Linked DNA regions of Homo sapiens: region 2 is linked to region 1. Evidence: chromatin contacts called from ENCODE Hi-C or POLR2A ChIA-PET data. All regions are on one chromosome and are shown on one strand. Each heading gives the region's core, a stretch centred on a gene start or an enhancer-like site at or near the end of the contact. The rest is flanking DNA. Distances are from core to core; before and after follow the strand shown. Region 1 overlaps PPP1R12B (protein phosphatase 1 regulatory subunit 12B). Region 2 overlaps PPP1R12B (protein phosphatase 1 regulatory subunit 12B).

Region 1 (5,457 bases), core at 2,188-4,687:
CTATCCAACTTAAGAATAACAGTGCCAATTCCAGTTTCTTCTTTAAAAGAGAAGCATGTTTCTACTTCTTGAAACTCTTAATTGTCCTCTGCTACCCTAATCTTTTGGGTCTGATGTTTATAAGTCAGTGCACATGTTTAAATTCATTAGTAATGTGAAGAAACACTAGAGAAGTTCCAAACTGGTTATATCTTATTCTTACCACTTGCCTTCTCCCACTTCCCCAACCATACCACCAAATCAAAGTATGCAACCAAGCCAGTTTCCCAAAGAAACATGCATCTAGGACATTAAAGCTATCAAACAAAGAAATTTTACCTGCTGCTTCTGACATTCCAGGCCCAGCACTTGCTGATGTCTCAACTCAGCACACTGGAGTTAGCATCCAAACACAGAGTACTAACAAACTATGGCAGAGGCTTGTCTCAATTCCCCAGAACACCCAGATCAACTTCCTGTGCCTCTGATTTCCATAAAACCAGGAATGGCAAGGAACTCTATTGCCAGATCAAATCATTCCAGGTGAAAGCAGGTCAAGCTATCTCAGACACACCTTGCCACACACTTGTGCAGCAACTTTCCCAGAAGCCCAATTTTCAACAAACAGGTGGCCACTCCTCTGACTGTCCTTCTCTAAACACTGGAGCCCATTTTATGAGATTGTACCAGCAACTGTCCTTTTCTAACATGGGAAAATCAACTGATAAAAAACAAGGGAGGGTTGAATGAGGGCTGAAAATTTTGGTCCCTCCTACATGTCACCAATATTCACAGCTCTGAAAAATGAACCACTTTATCAGAAGGAGATTAACCGCAAAAACATGGCTGATAAGGGCTTTTAGTAGCAGGTGTTGGGTGACTGTCTTCACTCTGAAGTGGCTGGGAACTGGGATAGAACTATCAGAGGTTCTGCTACATAAGGAAATGGATTCTTGTCCTTTCTTCTAAATGCACGTGTCCTGAGGGGGAGGGGGAAACACTTTAAGCTTCCACTCCTGAACTGTTAAGTGGTGGGCTGAGAAACGCATGACAAATGCCCTTATCTCTGGAAAATGAAGTGAGATGGTGTTGGCAACAGCCGTGTTTAGCAACAGAAATACGGAAAAAAGAAAATAGACTCTTTTATTCAAGGCTCTAAATCTCATTGCTTTAACTCTTAGTAGACACCATCTAGGCCTCCCTTCCCAGAACTGTTTGGTGGAGATTAACAGTACTAATGTTATTTTTAAACAGCTTTATTGAGACATAATTCACATGCCCATTAGGTGTACCATTTAAAGATTTTTAGTATATTCAGATTTATGCAATCGTCACTATAACCGATTTTAAAACATGCTCACCTTAGTATCAAAAATATCCACTACTGCATAGTATTGAGTGTACTTGTTTGCAAAACAACAGAAATTGACCTCACTTAGGCAGGAAAGGAATCTGTGGGAGGGAATTACTAATATTTTTAGCATAAAGAATATCACTGGGATAGGAGGCCCAGGCTCAAACTTTCCTGCAAGGGTCAACTGCTACCATTATCACATTCAGCTCACTAGCTCTTGCCTCATATAAATGTTCAAATGCTTAGATTCCTGGACACTGCTTGGTGAGGGGAGAAAAGGCATAAGAAGGTACCTGTGTATGGCTGCCACTTACTTTGTCACCACAATGGAGATTTTCCCTTAGGGCTGCAGAAAATAATGTATAACATTATAAATAATTGGTAAGGACATCAGAGGCAGGACAAGTGAGCTTAAATTTAAAAATTAAGTCTCCTAAACTTGAGATATGGAATCCCTATAGCATGTAGGGTTTAAAAATTAAACATCCCTAAAATCTAAAATGGTATTAATATTTAGCATTTTAGGGTGGATCTTATTTCCAAATGTATTAGCTCTGGAAAAGCTAGGAATGGATCTTAATGAAAGTCAAAAAAGCATTTCACTGGTAATGACATAAATAATTGTCATATATATCTCTAAATTGTTTTGTAGTTTGCAAAACACTTTCACATAGTCTGTCTCATTTGATCCTCACAATAGCTCCATGAGATAGATTTGGGAAAATCTAGGTTACTCGTAAATTATTTCTAATCCTCAAATACATGCAAACAAGGTAAGCATTATCCCTTTTTTACATATGAGGAAAGAGTCAGAAACGGAACTTGATTTATTTAACCAAAATCACACATATAAAAGGCCGAACTGGACTATTCTTTTTTTTTTTTTTTTAAAGAGATGGGGATCTCACTATATTGCCCAGGCTGGTCTTGAGCTCCTGGCATCAAGTGATCCTTCTGCCTCAGCCTCTCAAGTAGCTGGGATTACAGGTGTCAGCCACCATGCCCCATTTGAACTGGAACTCTTAAATCAATCCTGTGCATTTCCCACTAAGTCTAGCCATTCACAGTTATCTAGGGGTAGCCTCATCTCTCAGGCAGCAACATATCATCACTATTATTTCAAAGAGACATATTCTGAAAAAAAATTACATAGAGGTGCCATATGACACTGAAAGCAGTTTGTTTGTAAGGCATATTCAGCCTGGTGAAGCCTCTTGTCATTTTGCTACCTAAGGATTAGGGCCAAAGCACTAAAAGAATCACCTTTTTTCTTTCTATTCCAGAATTGTTCAGAGTCCCACAGCATAATCCTAATTCTATAAGCAATCCAGAGACCTCCAGAATTGTAATATAGTAGAAAATGTACCCACTGCTACATATGTTTCACTCTCTTCTTGTTCAATATTCATACTTAGGAAGAGAGAGCTTATTTCTATCAGTAGAGAAAAAACTTGGTAATGGCAGCATGGCCGCAGACTTTTAGATAACTAATCACTTTAGAACAAAACTGGAGAAAGATTGGAGTCGTTTGTGGAACCTCTTTGAGTACCTTTTTGAATTGACAACTGCCAGTCTTTAGCTTGGACACAGGGGAACAAATCAAATGACTTTTAAAAACCATAACTCAGAGTTTAAATTCTTGGTTTAAATTTTGAACATTCCAAAGATGATGCCAAATTAATCTGCTGACAGCTTCACATTAGTAGGTATAACTACCTAGCTTATAAAGACCCCAAGGGACTGAAGAAGGTCCATAAGTGTGGTATATATGACTCAGCCAGTACTCACTGTATCTTGACCAAGCAAAGCAGAGTCATATGTAATGTGAGCTATTTGGGAAAGACAATTTTAGCTTATTGTGGAGAAAAACTATTTTTAACCATTTCTACAAAGAAAAGAAAGAGCACAATTAAAAAAGAGGTAAAATTCAGGGTTGGGTGAGAGAGAAAAAGCTAAAGGAAAAACAAAAGAATCAAAGTCAGACACTATTAGACTCTAATATTAGCAATGGGAATTGTTTACATTTTGTTGCTAAGGAAAACTTGGAGCTTTGGAAAATGAACCCAACCACTACCCTATTGTGACAGCTGCTGCCTGGCCCTGGTATTTCTGCAGAGCTATCTGCCAACAGCTTGCCACTTGCCATTTCTGTCCTGTCAAATCAGTCCCTTTATAATCAGATGACCTTGTTGGTTTCTATAGTTCTCACAAGCAATCCAAAGACTGAATGGCAGTTATCAGAAAGCCCTAAAGATAGAGACTGTTGCATTCTGAGCTGTGGACTGGCCCCTGAGTCAAAACCTTTATTCTGAATGGATAATACTTAAATTCAATAGAAGAAATGGTCAGTAAATTCAATGAGGAGGAAAAGAAGGCCTAGGTGATGGTCTCTACTGTGCCTCTGACTCAGAGTGTCATATTAAGCAAATGACTCTATGCTCTTAGGGCCTCAGCATTCCCATTTGTAAAATAGGGAGCATATTGTTCTATTCCTTTCCATCTTATAAAGAGAATACATTCAAGCACACTTGAGCTTTTCAGGGGGGAAAAAAAGGAACTTCACAAATCCAAGATTATGCCCTTCTCAAAAAGGAATAAACTGTTTTACAAGTTCTGTACTGTGTATGCAAAACCATAAATTATCTAGAATCCTGCAAACCTTGAATCTCTATTATATTTACTCTTCAACGATCACAGCCTTCTTCACAGACTTACATTATAAGAAAGACTGTTGTCCCTATAATTAATATTCCTTCATGCCCTCCTGCTCCCTCTGCCCCATAATAACAGTAATCCTTTATCATTCTGGAACTTTGGAAAATACAGAAAAAATAAAAATAAAAAGTATCCATAATACACCCAAAAATCCAATATTAACATTTCCATGTTTATTACTATTTGGCATCATAATGTATTCTTTTATATCTAGCTTTGCTCATTTAGCAACATATCTGTAGTTAAACTGAGTAAAGAACTGTTAGCACAAGGGTGTAAAGCTGAGACTGATCATTGGCCAATTGGTATGCACATACCCACTTATCCCCTCTTAAGATAAAACATTCTCAGAAAAGGAGAGCCAGCTGTGCAATTTAATGGTAAAACCCACTCCCCAACTGAAGTGCTTTAATTACACTGCAAATGGAGATTATTTCTGAGAGAGAACCTTCTACTACTTTGGTCTTGCTGTGGCCAGTTTTAAAGCCCCATTTATCCCAATGCTCACTAATTGTTTGAAATTGGACCTGTGAACACAGGCTTCAGGCTTTTATCAAGGTTTCCCAGTAGGAGTCAAAATGCTTCCACAATGAGCTGATTACAGAGAAAGCTGCAGCTTCAAGAGTAGAATTAGCATCCAGCATGCTCTTTCAGAAGGAAAATTTAGCTGTTTTCAAAACATCTGATTTTTTTTTCTTTCAGTTTATGCTTGTCTAGCCAGAGAAACTAAATGGCTTTAATTCTGTAAAGGCTTAAATGATATGTTTTATTTGATCAAGTCATTCCCCTGCTGGAAATCCCTCAATTGTATTCCATAGCTTTGAGACTAGAAATTCAAATTTCTTAGCATAGTACAGACAAAAATCTACATGATTTGGTTCCTGCCTACCTCTCTAGCTTGACAATTTCCAAAGTTTCTCCAGTGGAATACCAGTCTTGGGTTTCTTTGAAAAACAAAACAAAACTACTAGATGGACTCAGAAATTTGGAAAATGCTGCAAATTCCCTAACCACTCCCACGTCCCACTCTCCCCATTCCCCAGAGAGGAATGACCCTAAGAAAGCTTTTGAGTGATCCTATTTATTCCCTCAATTGTATTCCATAGCTTTGAGACTAGAAATTCAAATTTCTTAGCATAGTACAGACAAAAATCTACATGATTTGGTTCCTGCCTACCTCTCTAGCTTGACAATTTCCAAAGTTTCTCCAGTGGAATACCAGTCTTGGGTTTCTTTGAAAAACAAAACTACTAGATGGACTCAGAAATTTGGAAAATGCTGCAAATTCCCTAACCACTCCCATGTCCCACTCTCCCCATTCCCCAGAGAGGAATGACCCTAAGAAGGCTTTTGAGTGATCCTATTTAATTTTGTTTAATCCATTGTTCCCAAATTCATTTAGCCACAGA
Region 2 (5,457 bases), core at 1,594-4,093, 46 kb before region 1:
ATTTTTAAAACTTCCCTGCTTTCCTCTTGGTAGCCAATAATACTGACATAGTTTAAGGTGTAAGAGTTCAGGTTGTAATAAAACATTTTTAAAAATTTAAACTATAAAAAAGTTAAGAGTTTCTTAAAAGTACATATTCTATGAAGGCACATCTGTGTGAACATTTATGTACCTTAAAGGATCATACTAGGTTACAAAACTATGGTTTCTCTACGAAGAGATTCATGTCACTAAATGGCTGCTATCTGATCCTTGAACTTGCTTTACTGAAGACTGAGACAGTATGGAGAAAAGTTAAAATTGGGAGGTGGTGGCCATTCATCTTTACATTTTTACAAGCTTTATACAGGAAGCTTTACAGCTTGGGATAGGTAGTCCTACTATCCTACCTTTGAGATTCTACCAAAATAACACTTCTAAAGGTAACGTCTGTTAGTGCCTTAAGCTCAACATTCCTGCTGGGGCAAATCTATAAACATTCCATTTGCTGAAAAAGGACTTCAAATCCCACATCAAGCTTTCTACCTCAATCATGGGGCTAGAACTCTAACATTAGCTAAGCCTAAGCCATGGTTAAGGCTCTCCAGCCATGCTATCAACAGGAGAAATGAATACTTCTGTAACCGAGGTAACTCTTAGACTCCAACTGAAAGAGAAACAATTATTCCTGGGGCTGTCTATGATCAACGCCATCATAGGACTACTTTGATAAAAGAGTTGAACCCAAGTGCTTTGAAGACAACCTTATAAAATTGTCATCATAGTAATGATGGTGTCCCAGGAATGCTCAAGTTGACAATGATCCTTTTCTAAAGAATGTCATTAGTTGGTTTTGAATACGTTTTTTAAAAAGAAAAACTTTGGAAAAATACCAGCAGGAAATTCACTAGAATGTTAATAATTTCTTCTGAAAAGTATAGTTATGGATGGTTATGGACAATTTTTTCTTAGCTTTCATAGCTGAAACAATCCCTTTTCATAACAAATATTTTTAACACCCCCTTACTATCCTGAAATAAAAATCACTGATATAAAACTAAAATCATTTTAAAAATAACAGAATATGAAGAAGAAATAAAGAGCAAAGCACTTTATAATAAAATATGTATTTTAATGTGTTAATGCTTGGGCCAGTAAAGTAGAAGGCATAAAGAAGCAGTCAGAGATTTGGATGCATCATATAGTTACCATGAAGGCAGAGGTTAAATGCAGATCTACAGAACGTGTAGCATGATGTACGCATTATGTAAGTGGCATTGCTGTCAGGGATAAATAAAACTAAGAGCAGTTTCTCCTCATTTACATGGTGGTTGAATTTTTAGAACTGTCTTCCTCCCCACTGCCCCTCAAAAATGAGCTTAAACATAAAATCAAGTTTGGTTTTAGACTCAGATAACTGATAGGTTTTCATCTATGACTGTCAAGGGAGACAGTCAAAAGTCAAGCAAGCTTCAGGATACTTGTTTGATATGGGGCATTTTAGGATATCTAGCATCTCTCACCCTTTCCACTTAATGCATGCAGAACATCCCCCATCGCTGTATTCCCTGAAAGTAGCCCTATGAATTTTTACAAACTCCTTTAGCAATTCTCCTGCTGCTTTTGAGAGCTACCACTTTATATTTTTCTATACTTCATGAATTTTCTTTAATGAAATTTACTATCTTTTATAAACATTTTTTTTAAAAAGCTCCAGCAGAGTTTTAAGCTCATCTCTGTTCCTATAATAAAAAGACATAAGGTCACAAGTCACTAACACAAACTAATATCTTGAAAGCAATTGGAGGCAGAAGAAGAAATCAAAAAAAGAAAAGGTCAAGAAGTTAACTATACTATCCTTAGTAGCTGGATAAACCTTTCACATCTTTGGATGAGATGCATGAGAGAAGTCCAAACAGATACCTCAAAGATCAATTTATTCTATCTTAAAAAAGATTTATGATTAAAGCAGAATTCACTGATGTAATGGGACACTAGGTCCAAAAATTACAGGGTCTCAAAGGAATACATGTGAGCTTTGATTACTGAGATTTCCTGGGCAACAGCACGACCTAAAATTAATAGAGTCCATAAAAGGAAGATGCCAAAAGAAACTTTGTTCTTAAGATGGTTTATACAGCTTGGGCTACAGCAAGACACAACCCATATATAGAAAATCACAGCATCTGCAGTATTTTAAGAAACTATAGTTGCAAAGCAAGAGCAAATGTACAGTGAGAGGAAAGATCCTTCGAGGCCAATGTGGAGTCAACCACTAGAGAAGATTCCTCAGTGCATGCTGGATAACAGGCAGCTTCCCACATACAGAGTTGGTTGGCTGCCATTTCTCAGTCTCTATCTTTTTCCCTGGGACTGCGCATCGTCATCAATTGCAGAAATCCAGGACAGCTTGCTTTTCTACACGTGGAATGCCTGCCAATTCCCAGAGGCTGGCTACCACAGGACTGTTTATAACAGCCATTGCTTATCAAGTTTACCCTTACTTTTATATCCTTATGAACATTATCATGTTATCAAATTTCTCAGACTTTTCAAAACCCTTTCATTCTGGGGACGAGCTATCTTTCCCTTTTAAAAAAAAAAATCTGCCTAAACAGGTTAAGAGGAGAAAAATCTATATTTTATTATCTCTTTAAGTCTGTTAAAAGCAACAGAGGCTTGCTTAAAAAATAGATTTTGGTTGTTATGTAATATACTGCAAAAAAAAATATTACTTTACTACATAAATAACTATTAGATAGCTCACCTACCATGTCTTTAAACTTAGACAAACTGTTGTTCTAACTCCACAGCGCAATCTTGTCTGGGAAATACCTTACCATATTAGGCAATCGAGCCCCAGAGAGAGAGGAAAACAAAACAGACTTAGGATTTTACCTAAAAGGAGAATGGCAAAAATACTGACTGGTGGTGGAGAGTGGACAGAAAGTTGCTGGATACCCTCCAGCAGATAAAGTGGTTTCACAAGATTAAAAAATTCTGCTCGAGAGAAAGGATCCAGCAAATAGCCAGAAGCAACGCTGTGAAAAATTGGAGAAAAAGGGCTGCTATTTACTCAAAGGAAGAAGGTGGGAAAAAATAGTAAAGATCTCTGAAACTAGGACTGTTGGAAGCACTGGCAAAGAAGCATAAATGGGATGGGTTATTTAGGCATAAAAATGAAAGCCTGCTTGCTTGACAGAGAAGCTGCAGGGACTTGACTTGATCAGATGCTTAACAGGTTCCAAACACAATTTGAAACATTTAGTTCTTGTTCCTTTCCTTTCTACTCATTTCTTTCCCCCTACTTCAGCAATCTCCTTTAAACCTTATTCCTCAAAATTCTTCAGTTATGTGTCAGAACACATGTTGGAGTTATAGAAGATTTGGGGCTACTTCTGTGACTCTCCAAATAATCCATTCTTTAAGGATAAATTAATAACTTCAAAATCATGTGATCCTAAGGCCAATAAAAGTATTCCGAAAGCCTTACTCTCATCCAGATGTAGGAACTTGTAGATTTGGAAAATAATTTAAATGGATTGTAATCATCTCTATTTAAATGTATTAGCTCATTTTCATTTCACAACTCTAAGAGGTAGACTATTATTATCCCTACTTTACAGATGAGGAAACTGAGGCATACAAAGGTTAAATAACCTATCCAAAGTAGTTAAATGGTTAAGCTGGGGTTAAATGCAGGGAGTCTAGCTCCTGGGTGTGTCCTCTTAACTATTATGCTATATTATTTGTCATAACAGTATGTAATATGATATAAGAGATATAACAGATATAAAGATACAAATTTGGAAGGTAGTGCAACAGCTGTGCACTAGGACTACAACTATGTGACACTAGCAAGGTACTTAATCTCCTGGGCCTCAGCTGTTAACTTTAAAATGACAGTGTTAACTAGGTGACCTTTAAAGTATTTTTTAGCTTTAAATTTAGTCTGTAACTGTCATTCTAGCCACCCCAGAGAAATCAAATTTTAATATACAGTAACAACTTTTAGGTGTTGTTTTATTTCTAATAAAAGTTTTTCCAAGAGTCTTCTTTTTTTGGGGGGGACAGGGTCTCGCTCTGTTGCCCAGACTGATGTGCAGTGGTGCGATCTTGGCTCACTGCCACCTCCGCCTCCCGGGTTCAAGCGATTCTCATGCCTCAGCCTCCCGAGTAGCTGGGATTACAGGTGGGCGTCATCACACCCAGCTAATTTTTGTATTTTTAGTAGAGATGGGGTTTCACTGTTGACCAGGCTGGTCTCGAACTCCTGACCTCAAGTGGTCCATCTGCCTCGGCCTCCTAAAGTGCTGGGATTACACGCGTGAGCCACTACGGCCGGCCTCAAGAGTCTTCTTAACTGAAATTGAAGTGACATTTATTCAAAGATGTAATAGAGCTGAAGAAAATTTGGCAAAGGAGACCAAGAGGTAAGTTAACAGATCATTTGCAGACATGGTAATTAATAGAATCCCTCTGATGTAGTAAGAAGAGTCTTATGACATCCCTGGACTTCAAAGGCCTCTAGACAAGGTTGCAGAAAGGAAGCAATTTCTAGCTCAAAAGACACCAGAAGATGCCCTGGAATGTCCAGGTCTCCTATACCATTGCATGGTCCATTTATAAACAGACTGAGCAGATTTCATGGGAAATAGCCCTTGAAAAAAAAAAAAAGGTAAAATAAGAACAATGATAAAACTGCCTATTGTTCCATGTGTTTTGTTTGATTTCGTTTTGGAAAAAGGGGGAAACTGCATCCATATTCTCAGGGTCAGGTACCAGGATTGCTCAGTTTCCTTTGCTGATTCTTCCCCTTCTCCTCAATTTGAATTTCGGAGTGCTCCAGGGCTCTTTCGGCCTCTTCTCTGTCTACATTCATTCTCTTCGTGGTCACATTCAATCTCATGGTTTTAAAATCCAATCTTTAGGTTTACTGATATCCAAGATGTAGTTCCAGCTTGGCCCTTAAACCTGAATTGCAGATTCCTACATCTAACTGTCCTCTTGACATTTCCATGTAGAAATATGTCAATCAGACCTATTAGATTTAACAATTCTAAAACCAAAACCAAATGTCTACTTTTCCCCCACCAAATGTATTCTGTATTCTTCCTGTAGTATTCTCCATCTCAATTAATAAAATTCCATGCTTTTAGTTGCCTTAGCTAAAAAGTCTTAGTGTCAACCTTGACCTTCTGTTTTCTCACCTGATATCCAAGAAAACAGCAAATCTCATTGGTTCTAACTTCAAAATATATCCTGAATATGACAACTTCTCAGCATCTTTACTGCCTGCTATTATCCTGGTACAAACCACCGTCAGTTTTCTCCTGGATTACTGTATTATAATGGCCTCCTAACTGATGTCCCTGCTTCCACCAATGTCCTCCCAGAGTACATTCTCTAAAATAGCAGGCAGTAATCCTTTAAAATATAAATATAATCATGTCACTCTTGTGCTCAAAACTACAAAAG

Evidence for each region. Hi-C counts contacts between places; a loop is a spot of excess contacts on that map. ChIA-PET counts read pairs that join two places held with the same protein, here RNA polymerase II (POLR2A). Pooled maps may share reads with other maps.
Region 2: a loop to region 1 is called in a pooled map, with 2.8 times the contacts of the local background. The contact joins two enhancer-like sites. A Hi-C loop is called at or near these places in 3 of 168 maps with a recorded cell type or tissue (Calu3, MCF 10A and PC-3), 3 of 37 single-sample maps with no recorded cell type and 9 of 50 pooled maps. POLR2A ChIA-PET finds 5 or more read pairs at or near these places in 1 of 52 experiments (BJ).

What each region holds. Positions count from the first base shown.
Region 1 is chr1:202,457,959-202,463,415 of GRCh38, reverse strand. All of the region lies in intron 13 of PPP1R12B (protein phosphatase 1 regulatory subunit 12B), which reads right to left. Among named protein-coding and RNA genes, the nearest start is that of PPP1R12B, 110 kb to the right of the region's middle. RefSeq lists a silencer at 3,281-3,575. Within about 2 kb of position 3,437, at least 4 of the 41 ENCODE cell types and tissues checked have a DNase peak (open chromatin) inside an H3K27ac peak, as active enhancers do.
Region 2 is chr1:202,502,982-202,508,438 of GRCh38, reverse strand. The region is part of intron 18 of PPP1R12B (protein phosphatase 1 regulatory subunit 12B); the gene reads right to left. Among named protein-coding and RNA genes, the nearest start is that of PPP1R12B, 160 kb to the right of the region's middle. Within about 2 kb of position 2,843, at least 19 of the 41 ENCODE cell types and tissues checked have a DNase peak (open chromatin) inside an H3K27ac peak, as active enhancers do.